Linked DNA regions of Homo sapiens: region 2 is linked to region 1. A link is a contact called in ENCODE POLR2A ChIA-PET data. All regions are on one chromosome and are shown on one strand. The core of a region is the stretch at or near the end of the contact, and the rest is flanking DNA. Distances in the headings are between cores, read along the strand shown.

What was found. ChIA-PET counts read pairs that join two places held with the same protein, here RNA polymerase II (POLR2A).
Region 2: POLR2A ChIA-PET joins it to region 1 with 11 read pairs in A673. The contact joins two enhancer-like sites. POLR2A ChIA-PET finds 5 or more read pairs at or near these places in 2 of 52 experiments (A673 and WTC11).

The regions. Positions count from the first base shown.
Region 1 is chr4:8,078,040-8,083,663 of GRCh38, reverse strand. It overlaps ABLIM2 (actin binding LIM protein family member 2), which reads left to right. Exons shown (of 21, transcript NM_001130083.2): 5 at 2,862-2,988. Among named protein-coding and RNA genes, the nearest start is that of MIR95, 75 kb to the right of the region's middle. RefSeq lists an enhancer at 4,439-4,938. Within about 2 kb of position 3,108, at least 3 of the 41 ENCODE cell types and tissues checked have a DNase peak (open chromatin) inside an H3K27ac peak, as active enhancers do.
Region 2 is chr4:8,555,286-8,560,967 of GRCh38, reverse strand. No RefSeq gene overlaps it. Among named protein-coding and RNA genes, the nearest start is that of GPR78, 22 kb to the left of the region's middle. RefSeq lists an enhancer at 283-997. Within about 2 kb of position 4,432, at least 2 of the 41 ENCODE cell types and tissues checked have a DNase peak (open chromatin) inside an H3K27ac peak, as active enhancers do.

The sequences.
Region 1 (5,624 bases), core at 1,859-4,358:
ATGTGGAGCTCCGGATGTGTTTAGAAAGTGAGGATGTGGTTTCCATGGCAACGCTCCTTTTGCACCTTGCTCTCATCTCCACGTGTACTGCTGATAGGAGAATGAGGGGGCCGAGGCAGGTGTGAGGTTCACATCCCCTCTGCAGTTTGGAGCTCAAGGTCAAGGGAGCTTCTTGGCAGGGGAGGGCGCCGGCCAATATGGTAGGAGGCAGAGTGGCGGAGATGCCCATAAAGGCATCACAGAGGGAGCAGGCCACCCGTGAGGGGACCACCTGGCAACAACAGCAGTGGCAGTGAGAGCAGAGGTGGGCCCACCTCACCGGTCAACGTGTGTGCATTTATTCACGGATCACACGTGCCCTCATTCCAGGGGCACAGAGAGGTGAAGTGACTTCCCCAGGTCACAGCCGGTGGGGGGCATTGCTGGGATCTGACCGCTGCTGTCTGCTGTCTGTCCTCTGGTCGACACACAGCCCCATGTGCTGTGCTCCCTTGACATGCAGAGAAGCCAACAGAGGCTTGGAGCCGGGGATCTCAGCTCCAGCACCATTCACATGTGGGGCCAGAGAGCCCTGTTGAGGGCGGCTGTCCTGGCACGGTTAGCATCCTGTGTCCACTGCCCACTAGATGCCTGGAACCCCCTCCAAGTTATGACAATCAAAAGGGTCGCCAGACATTGCCAAATGTCTCTTGGGCAAAAGTGCCCCAAGTTGAGAGCCACTGATGCAGAGCTTTGCAAAATGTGCCTCATCACCTGCTAAGTGGGGGAAGCCAGGAGGCTAAGTCAGGGCTGTGCGTCGTCTGACTCTGCAGAGACACAGGAAGGAGCGCGGCAGATTGGGTGATGTGGGGGTCGCCTCCTGGACTTGAGAAGGGCGGAGGCATCCTCTCACTTTGGTTCCCATTCATTCATTCATTCATTCCCCACGTGTTTCTCAAGCCCACAGCCTCTGCTGGGCATCCAGGGTCCTGAAATGAGTAAGAGGCCCCCCTTTCCCTCAGAGTTTGAATCTGCTCTCTGGCTGTTTTCCAAAGTAGCATGTGAATGTGCACAGTGTGGTCACTTAGGAAATCCTGAGCTTGACCAACGGCTTTGTGAGTGTTCGTTTGTTTTAATTGTTAAAAACAATATGACTCAGGTCTCTGCCAAAAGAAACTAATGAAGCCACGCAGGGAAGCAGCCTCTGCTGAGCTCTCACCGCACAGCAGGCCCACAGGGGGTCTCGCCGATGCTCACTGTTCACCCGGGATGCGCAAGGCTTTGGGCCAGGTCTTCTGTGTAAATTAGCACTGGATCCGGGCAGGCACCAAGTGAGGAGGTGATCACCCCACCCCACGATGAGGAAATGGGGGCTCCCGCAGGAGGAATACGCTCAGTGTGACCCAGCGCATAGTGGGGGCCAGGATTTGTACCCAGCACGTCGGGCCCTGGGGCCACCTTCTTTCCATCTTGGGTAGAGGTTTCCTTGGGCACGAGGGGTCCCTGCTTGGTCTGTGAATTACTCAGGGGCTCCTGCAGGCGGCAAGGCCCTGTTTGTCAGACACCCTCTTCCTCCCTGTCCATTACGGGGTCCGAGGCCCTTCCCTTGTCATGCCCCCAACACACAACCACACCCTTAAACACACGCAGACACACACTTCGACAAACACACAGACACACTCTCACGTGCAGACATATTCGCACATGCAGACACAAACACATACGTAGACACACTCACGCACCAGTCACACACACTGACGCACATTCAGCTATGACAGGTGCAGGTCCCTGGAGTGAGGACGTGTGTGATCCATGAATCAATGCACACCTGGGTGGTTGACTCAGTGGGCCCTGCTCCGTCCCAGTTGCTGCTGTTGTCACCAGGTGTTCACCTTGTGAGAGGCCCTTTCCCTTGGGGATGCTGTCACAGCGTCTCTGCCGCTCTGCCTCCCACTCCCCGCCCCTGACCTCATATATTCACAGGAAGACTCACAGGAAGACTCAGGTGACATACAAATGCTCACAGTCCCATAAGACACATCCACATACTTAGACAGTCACACCCTATGCACACAGATGCACATGCACTCACACGCACCCCGCTCAGGCTCGTGCACCAGGCTCTCCCCAGCTCCCCAGCCTGCTCCACCCGCTCTGCCAGGGGAGCATGCCCATGATGCTGGCTGTGGAGCCCCCGGTATGGTGGCTCATAGGGTGGAGGGATTGTGGGCCGCTGGCTCAGGGCAGGGCCAAAACCTGGAGGCCCTGTGCACAAAGACCAGGCCCTGGGACACAGGACAAGTGAGCAGGGCAGGCACGGCTGGGAAGGACAGAGAGGGCACCAGGAGGCCAGGCAGGGTCCCACGAGGCTGGTGGCCACGGGGTGGAGAGCGCCAGTCACCGTAGGGATGGCAGAAAGAGAGAAGGTGGGTTTGGCTGGCTGGGTGTGGCGGGAGAGCTCCCAGGGCTGACGGGGTTGGGGGCTGGGGGCTGGCTCGGCCCTCTCTAATATGGTCCATTTCCCTTTGGGGGGCACATCGAGTCACAGTTGGGTTCAACCTGGTACGTCTCGGTGCCAGGAGCCAACTCCGCTCTCCTGCAAGACAGGACCTCTGTTTCTTCATCTAGGTTTCCCCAGCTCATAGCCCAGGCTGCATGCAGTCAGTGCTCAATGCATGCAGGGTCAAACTTCCCCAGTTGCCTTCCCTATGCTCCAGAGACTGCTGTGTAAGAGACTCCTCCAAGCACACTCGCTGTGGCTGCTGGTCTGTCCCGCCCCTCCCGGCTGCCCCAGGGGCCTTCACGGAGTGTGGAGAGCAGGAGGCCTCCCCAACACCTCTCACAATGGTGGGGGTGTCTGTGTTCTCTTCTCTTTCTTCCAGGTTGTGGGGGCTGCGGCACAGAAATCAAGAATGGCCAGGCCCTGGTAGCCTTGGACAAGCACTGGCACTTGGGCTGTTTTAAGTGCAAGAGCTGTGGGAAGCTCCTGAATGCCGAGTACATCAGCAAGTAAGTGGGGGGAGGGCTCTAGTGAGAGCCTCCGCTCAGGCTTCCCTACTCTGTGGGGGTCCCACACTCTGCACGTGTCCCCAGCGCCACCCTCTCTGTGTCTCTCCTATTCCTCACACAGCTACTACTGCCCTGCTGCTGGGTGAGAAGCATGGCTCAGAGCTCAGCGAATTTGTCCCAACAGCCTTATGTCCCCCTTCCCTGGCCAGCCCTGGCTTCTCTAACGGCATTTGCAGCATCCGGCTCCTTTTTTTGGATGAGAAGCAGAGCTACCAGGGCTGCCAGTGCTGAGTTTTTGAAGTGCCTTCCCTCCCCGTCGCAGTCCCCCTCCACCATCCCCATGGGATCAGCTGCCTTTCCGGCGCCTGGATGTCCTGCAGGAGGTGAAGCAATGTCAGCAGAAGCCAGCATGGAGATGAGGAGAGGGGGCTGACCCATCCCAGGTGTCAGGGCTGGGGCCCCACAGCCACGCACTCTGTCTTCTGCAGAGCGGGGGCCCCTGGGGCAGCTGCCATCGACACCAAACATGTCCCACAAATGTGCAGTCACACTGGGGTGGTGGCCGATTTGGGAACCAGGGAAGGCTTCTGGGAAGATAATGGCCTTGAATGGAGGCAGCTCAGGGCCAGGAGCTGGGGGTCGGTTTTAACCCTGGGGGATTGGGGACCTGAGGCAGGCAAGCCTTCCGCATGGTGCAGGTGAGGGGCGAATATGTGGACGAGCTGAAGGCGGGCAGCTCCTCTGAGCGCAGAGGGCCCCTTCCTGGGAGCTAGAGGGTCTTCTGGCCACTTTTATCTATGCTGTGCTTGTTCTCAATGCCCAATGGGAACAAAATCATCACAGGAATTGATGGGGATGAAAAACGCCCTGTGATAAAACTGCATGGAGTGAGGCGCGCGCACACACACACACACGCACGCACGCATATGCATGCACATTCGAGCACATGTCACACGGAACCTGAATCACGTCGGTGGATGTGCCCGTGTTGACTTCCTGGCTGAGGGTGTATACTAATTCTGCATCACCACTGGGGGAAACTAGGCGAAGGGTACATGGGACCTCTCTGTATTGTTTCTTACAACTGCTGGGGAATCTGCAATGATCTTCAAGACATCATTTTAAGTAAAACCTCCAAACCAAGGTGAGCTTGCACCCAGGGTGAGGGACCTGTGCGGTGCATGAGTTTCCCCGCCTGTGTCACGGTCATCCAGGGACCGCCCGGTGTGGTGCACGCAGCACTTTAATATAAAATGAAAATGCCCAGCCCCGTGCAGGCGGCAGGCCCCTCCCGCAGCGTTGGCAGCTCACCCACACCGTGCATGTTACTTAGCAGCCTCCAGAGCTGTCCCAGAATTGACAAGGAGGGCGTTGGTGTTGCCATGGAGATGTTATCTTTAACTTCCCATTTGCTGCAAATAACACTCGTTTGTGGGTTATTACGGGAGTCCTGAGGTCAGCGGCATTTGGAAGTAAGCCTGAGGACTCATTGTATGTCTCCCCCTCACATGGAAGGAAGGGCTGCCACTCTCTGAGCGATGGCTTATCCCAGCTGTGGGCCACTTCCAGGCCGCAGCCAGAGAGGGGCACCCAGGCCCGGGGCTCATGACCCCACATCCTGGGGACCTAGCAACAGCCCGGAGCTTGGAGGAAAAGAACGTGAGCTGGGGTCTAATCCATGACAGCCTGAGAAATCCTCCCTTCTCTAGTAGCTGTGCAAAAACTCAAACCAAATTTGGAACACTACAGCAACTTCAGCGATGCTGGAAGGGGCGCATTGGAGTGGCAGGTACCTCGCTCTGTGCCAGTCACCCCCACACGTGCTGGGTCTGGCCGGGGCTGAGAGGACAGCCCTGGTTAGTAATGACAATGCTTCAGCCACCTTGGAGAGTGCCTGCCATTCTCTTCATTAGTCCTTACTATTATTTCCCCCATTATGCAGTTGGGGAAGCTGAGGCTCAGAGAGGTTAAGTGAGTTGCCCAGGGTCACACAGCTGGGATGTGGCATTTGAGCACAGGCCTGTTCACTCAACCACGGCTCAGCAGAGCAGCGCCTCCCCACACCGAGTGTGGCCACTGCTGACCTGCTGTCCCCACATCTGCACAGCCATCCATCTTGGCATGTTGATCTCTTAATAATCATGATAACGGGTGTGAAGGTCAGCTCAGGAGCTGTGCCAGGGATGACCCCGCAGACGGCTTTTCTCTGTAGCTCATTTATGGAGACTCGGAGGAAGCCTCTGCTGGAGGGGCAGGCCCAGGATGATGGGCATTCGACACCAATTCCCTGAGCCCTATGCACCTGGCACATAGCAGGCAGGCCGCACGTGTGCGTGGGGAGAGGGGATGGACGCATACGTGCAGCCCTCCTGCTCTTTCCTGCACTGCGGAAGGCCAGGCCTCTCCAAGTGTGGCCAGAGCCAGCCTTTGTCACCCCTCATATTCGGGGGCTGTGATGCAGGCCAGGATGCAGGGGGGACAGTAAAGTCTTGTCCTAACCTACCACACCCTCATCTGGGCTTTCTGTCATTCTCCAGCCCTGTTCCCAATGTGGGTGCCCTTACTGTCCCCCCTCTTTGGCTCACAGTTTTCTAAGGCACCCCAGATGTTGAACTTTGGATGGAAGGAGCCAGAAA
Region 2 (5,682 bases), core at 3,183-5,682, 480 kb before region 1:
CTTCCAGCAAACAGAGCAGAAAAGCTGGTTCTTTCACACCCAACAGACTGACTCAAAGGTCAGAGCAAGATTTGATTCAATGTCTTAACATCCATCATGCATCACTCAATAAACATTTACTGAGAGCCCCACACAGAGTGGTGAGTCTTAGGGAAATCTTCCCGGCTGTGCCAGCGAGCCAGGCTGGCTGCAGAGTCCTGGGCTCAGTGGGCCCCTCTTCGCCCCCAGACAGCTCCTCCCCCGGCAGCCCAGCCTCTTCCCAGGGGGAGCTCACTCACCTCCAGCCTCAAACCTGAGAGAAGCCCGGGCCCGGTGGAGAAGCGATTGTACTTACCTCTCTCCAGCTCCATGCACAGTACCCCGCATTGGTAACTGGAGATGGGCTGCAGTGGAAGTATTCACACTGTGGAACCGACAAACATTTCCAACCAAGGCTCCTGTCCTGCGGGGCTGGTTGTTCAACATCTACCAGCACAACACTGTCCAGGCCCCAACCCTCCCCCTAGCTGTGGCCTCTGCAAGGCCAAGTCTGGGGACCCTGAGGCATGGAGGAGGGGTGTACGAATGGCCTGCCTTAAGCTGCTGACAGTGTTGAGGCCCCACACGGCCCTGCAGCCAGCAGGCCAGTAGGAAGGACAAGACCCCAAACCAGATCCGTTTCCAGAGTTAAGGCTTTGCCGTTGATTGTCCTCCATCTGATGCCACAAAGCCAAACCCAGGCCAGGACGGATGCCTGTCCATGGGAGCGAGGGAGGGAGGCTACCTCTCAGCCCCTAGCACAGACAGAAACTAAGCATCTACCAAGCACGGCTCAGGTGCCATCTATTCAGATGGTGGGGCGGGGTGCCGAGGCTCAGAGAGAGTGAAAGGGTGAAAGGGTTTGTGGAGGGCCTGCCTGAATAACTCCAGCCTGTCTGACACTTGTGCCCTCGGAGAGACTCCCTAGATAAGGCTAGAGATGACCTCACCTCCTCAAATACAATGCAATGGCACCTGGTCCACTCTTGACCTCTGGGCTTGTTTAATCATGGGCCTCCCCCTTTAGAGGCAGGGGTAAGGGCTTGAACTTTGTGGTCTCTGCTAGACTCTGAGCCTTTCCAGAGACTGCACATAGTAGGTGCTCAACAAATAATTGTGGAATGAAAGAATAGTTGAAAAAGCCTAGTTCTCACAGCTGGATTATGACGATGGTATCAGTCAGGGTTCAATCAGAGGAGCAGAGCCAGTGGGAGGTTTATCACAAGGGATTTATTGCAAGGAATTGGCTTAGAGGATCACGGAGCCAGTTAGGCGAGTCTGAGGTCTATAGGGCAGGTCATCAGCGGGGCTGGCTGGAAGTTCAGATGGGCTGCAGCTGCTGCCCCCAGGATTGATTCCACTCTTAGGCCTTTCAACTGGCCGGATCAAGCCCACCCGGGTGATCTAGGACAATTTCCTTTAAAGGCAGCTGATTGTGGACTTTAATCACACCCACAGCTGATTATGGACTTTAATCACACCCACAAATACCTTCGGAGCAACACCTGGATTCATGTTCGACTGGATACCTGGGCTCATCGCCTGACCAAGCTGACAGCTAAGACCGACCCTCCCAATGCCCATCAGAGTGAGCTGAAGGCACAGCTCGTCAGCATCACCACTGCCCCTCACTGGGTGCCTGTTTGCCTGCCTGTCTCCTCTCGGGCTCCTTGAGGCTGGGGTCTGTGACTTGGTCTTCCCTCGATCCCAGGAAGTGAGCAGGTGCAAGGGAAATTTGCTGCCCCAAAACATGCAGGATGGTGACTGCCTCGCCCACAGCCCTGCTGCGGGAAGCTACAGCCTGGGAGAGACAGATTGCGGGTCTCTAATTTGGGTGATCCTGTGGTCGGTCGGCACCCCTTCCTGCTGAGGCTGAACCAGCATTTCCAGGGGCCCTGCCATCCACGCCACCAGAGATCTCCCTAAACTACATCAGTTTCTCTTTCCTCTCTTCCCACCCAAACTCACCTGTCCAGGATCTCGTCCCTGAGGCCTGGCTCTCTGCCGGTCAATGAGGGGCACAATGTACACCTTCACGGAGAGCTTCAAGGCCTGATCCATGGCATGAGGTGTGCAGCGTGCTCCCGACTTGGAGCCAGAAGACCCAGCTTTGGGCAGGCTCTGCAACCTGGGTGAGCCCTCACCCTCACTGAGCCTCAGTGTCCCTGTCTGCAAAATGGGGGAAGCAGCACATTCCCTCGGCACAGCCCGACTCTGGAACAACAAACGTATGCCAAGATGCCAAAGATTCTCACCCTCCCCTGCGGCTCGGTGCTGGCCAGGGAAATGGGGGCCGAGCTGTGGCCAGTGAGGGCTGGGCCTGGCTCCACACTCAGGATGATTGAATTCTGCATGGTGGCTCTGGCCGGGCTTCCCGGACAAGCCTGGGTGAGTCAGGAACAAGGCAGGCCTGGGTGGGGCTGGGGGAGGGCAAGAGTGTACAGCATGCCACCATGGCCATTCTAACAACACCTCCCCAGCATGGCACCCCGCCTCTCCACTGCCCCCAGATCCCAACTCCCACCCTGGAAACGTGGAACAATGGGAAACTTCACCCCCTTCCTTGGGGCACAACTGAGGCTAAGGTAGAGAAGGCGACCCGTGACTTCCTGGAAGGCCGGGAAGCAGAGAGCCCAGCTGACCCTCACTGCCCTTCCACGAGTCCCAGCACTGTCCCTGGCCCATTCTTCATCACTGCCGCCTCTCAGTGGGAAAGCCAGCCAAATTCTGTGCCAAGCCAGGAAGCCAGTCCTGGGGACAGGGTGGGCGAGCTAACAGGTAGGTGGCACCAAACATGCCCTGCCTAATCAGTGCCCCCCCACCGCCCCCCAAGCACACCTGAACCAGCTCCCAGGGTCCTCAGGCAGGTGCTGGGTCACAGCAATGATCAAGGAGGGGTGGCCTCTGGGGTGGACAGACAGACAGACCCGGGCACAGGGAGGTGAGGGATCAGGAGGGGCAGATGGGAGGCCCCCAGCCCAACCTTGAGCACTGGGGTGAGCTCTCAATGGTTGGGGCCTGTGCCGAGAGCTGTGGGCCAGGGTGGGAGCTGGGAGCAGGCTGGAGGAGTGACCGTGGCAGAGGGAGCGGCAGGGGTGCCAAACACTGCTGTGGTGGGCTGGGGGCAGCTCGAAGCCTCTTGTTGGAGCTGGATTCCCAAAGCAGCGGGTCAGCGGGGGCAGATGCTTTAAAGGGTCCTGTGCTGAGCGGAGGGTGTGTGGGAGGGGCACAGGTGTCCCAGAGCTGGGGAAGGGCTGCCCCACTTGTCCCGAGGAGAGGACGCCAAGGGCCCGAGCCCGGATGTGGCAGGGAAGGAGGCTCACAGCACCCACTTCACAGATGAGAAAACTGAGGCTGCCAATGGCCCCCGCCCATTTTGGCTGCCTTGTGATCATGTTGGCTCTGGGGTAAGTAACCTCTCTTTCCACATGCCATGAAGGGTTGGCACTCTGAGTACCTTCTTCTTTTCACTAAAAATTCCCTCCCAGAACCCACTTTCCGCTTGTTCACAGGACCCGCTGGCGGGGCCTCCCACCACAGTGAGGAGCCACGAGGGTCCCCTAGTTGGATGCTCAGGTCACACTGCCCTCGGACTTTCTGCACAAAATGCTCAGGCCCCTCCTCACCTCCAGGCCTCGGGACCAGTCACACAAGAAGTACTCTCCGGGTTTGTTTGTTTGTTTTTATAAGAGGAAAAAAATGCCCAACAGAAAACTGACAAAGTAAATGAACAGGAAATTCACCAAAAACAAAAAAACGTAAATACTGTATACAGATGGACCATAGCAAAACTGTGTGAAAGGTGGTCCCGGACAGGCGGGGTGGCTCACGTCTATAATCCCAGCACTTTGGGAGGCCAAGGCGGGTGGATCACATGAGGTCAGGAGTTTGAGACCAGCCTGACTACCATGGTGAAACCCCTTCTCTACTAAAAATACAGAATTAGCCGGGCATGGTGGCGCATGCCTGTAATACCAGCTCCTCGGGAGGCTGAGGCAGGAGAATAGCTTGAACCCAGGAGGCAGAGGTTGCAGTGAGATGAGATTGCGCCACTGCATTCCAGCCTGGTGACAAAAGTAAAACTATCTCAAAAAAAAAAAAAAAAGTGGTCTCAATGTCCTAGTCCTTAAAGATAGGGAAAGAAGAGACAGAGCTCTTCACCATGAGGTTGGTAAAATTGCCTCCCGATGGTGATGGGGAAAATGGACACAGGTTTTTCGCTTGCCCTGCTGGCAGGGAGGGGCAGTCTGGGCATTGATACTAAAAACAGGCTTATCCTTATGCACAATTTTAAATCCATTCCGCAATCATTTACTGAGTGCCTGTAAAGTCTGACAGCTGTTTGTCCAGGAATTTAACACCGAGGAGCCTAGCATAGGAGTCCAATGCTTTGGATGCATAGAGGACGGCGGTGTTTATATAACACACACCTGGAGAGTGGATTCCCTGCCAAGGAAACACCAGGAGCTGTGAGATCCGCGAGCCAGTTCCACATTCATGGGCACAGGAATCTGCCTAGGCTTATGGAGTTGATTTAAAAAATAACACAGGAGATCATACATGGCACATCATATGATCTCACTATGTGTCCACATCTGAGTGTGCACGGGAGGGCTTGGGGTGTGGAGGGGTGTGTGTGTGGAAGGGGGTAACCTTCATGTGCCCAGAGAAGACCTTGAAATCATGTTCATCAAAAGACCAGCGTCCATCTCTCTGGTCACGGGCCTCCATCGATCTCTTTTTCCTCTAATTTTCTGTATATTTCTTTTTACTTCTTTGATATCCCTTCTTTATGATATCCCTAATGCCTTGCTTCCTAATGACATCCCTATGCCATGTTTTAAAATAAAAATGCTATTTTCAAAACAATTTTCTGTATAGTTACCCCCAGAGAACTCGTGGAAAAATACACATCAGCCCTCTTAGGTATTTTCAGTCTTGAAGAACAGCTTGAAATGGTTTCCTCTGCAGGCTGGTGACAGGGCTGGAGTGCCCATGGCAGGCCCCGCCAGCCTCCCCTTGCCAAGAGACACTGGATACGAGGGAGGCAGTCACAGGTGGCCACTCCCAGCAGCTTCCGTCCTGGGTGCAGGCCTGCCCCGGGGGAACCCAGGGCCTCCAAGCACCAGAGCAATCCTTAGGAATTACAGGTGGCCCTTGAATAATGTGGGGTTAGGGGCACCAAACTCCTGGGCAGCCAAAAATCTGTGTATGACTTTTGACTCCCCCAAAACTTTGTGTGTGTCTGTGGTTTTTTTTTTGTTGTTGTTGTTGTTTGTTTTTGTTTTTGTTTTGAGACAGAGTCTTACTTTGTTGCCCAGGTTGGAGTGCAGTGGCCCAATCTCGGCTCACTGCAACCTCAGCCTCCCAGGTTCAAGTGATTCTCCTCCCTCAGCCTCCCAAGTAGCTGGGAGTACTGGTGTGCACCACCACGCCCAGCTAATTTTTGTATTTTTAGTAGAGACGGGGTTTTGCCATGTTAGTCAGGCTGGTCTTGAACTCCTGACCTTAGGTGATCTGTCTGCCTTTGCCTCCCAAAGTGCTGGGATTACAGGTGTGAGCCACCATGCTCGACTGACACCCCCAAAACTTAACTAAGAGCCTACTGCAGGCCAGAAGCCTTACCAATAACATCAACAGTCCCTGAACACAAATATTTACTGT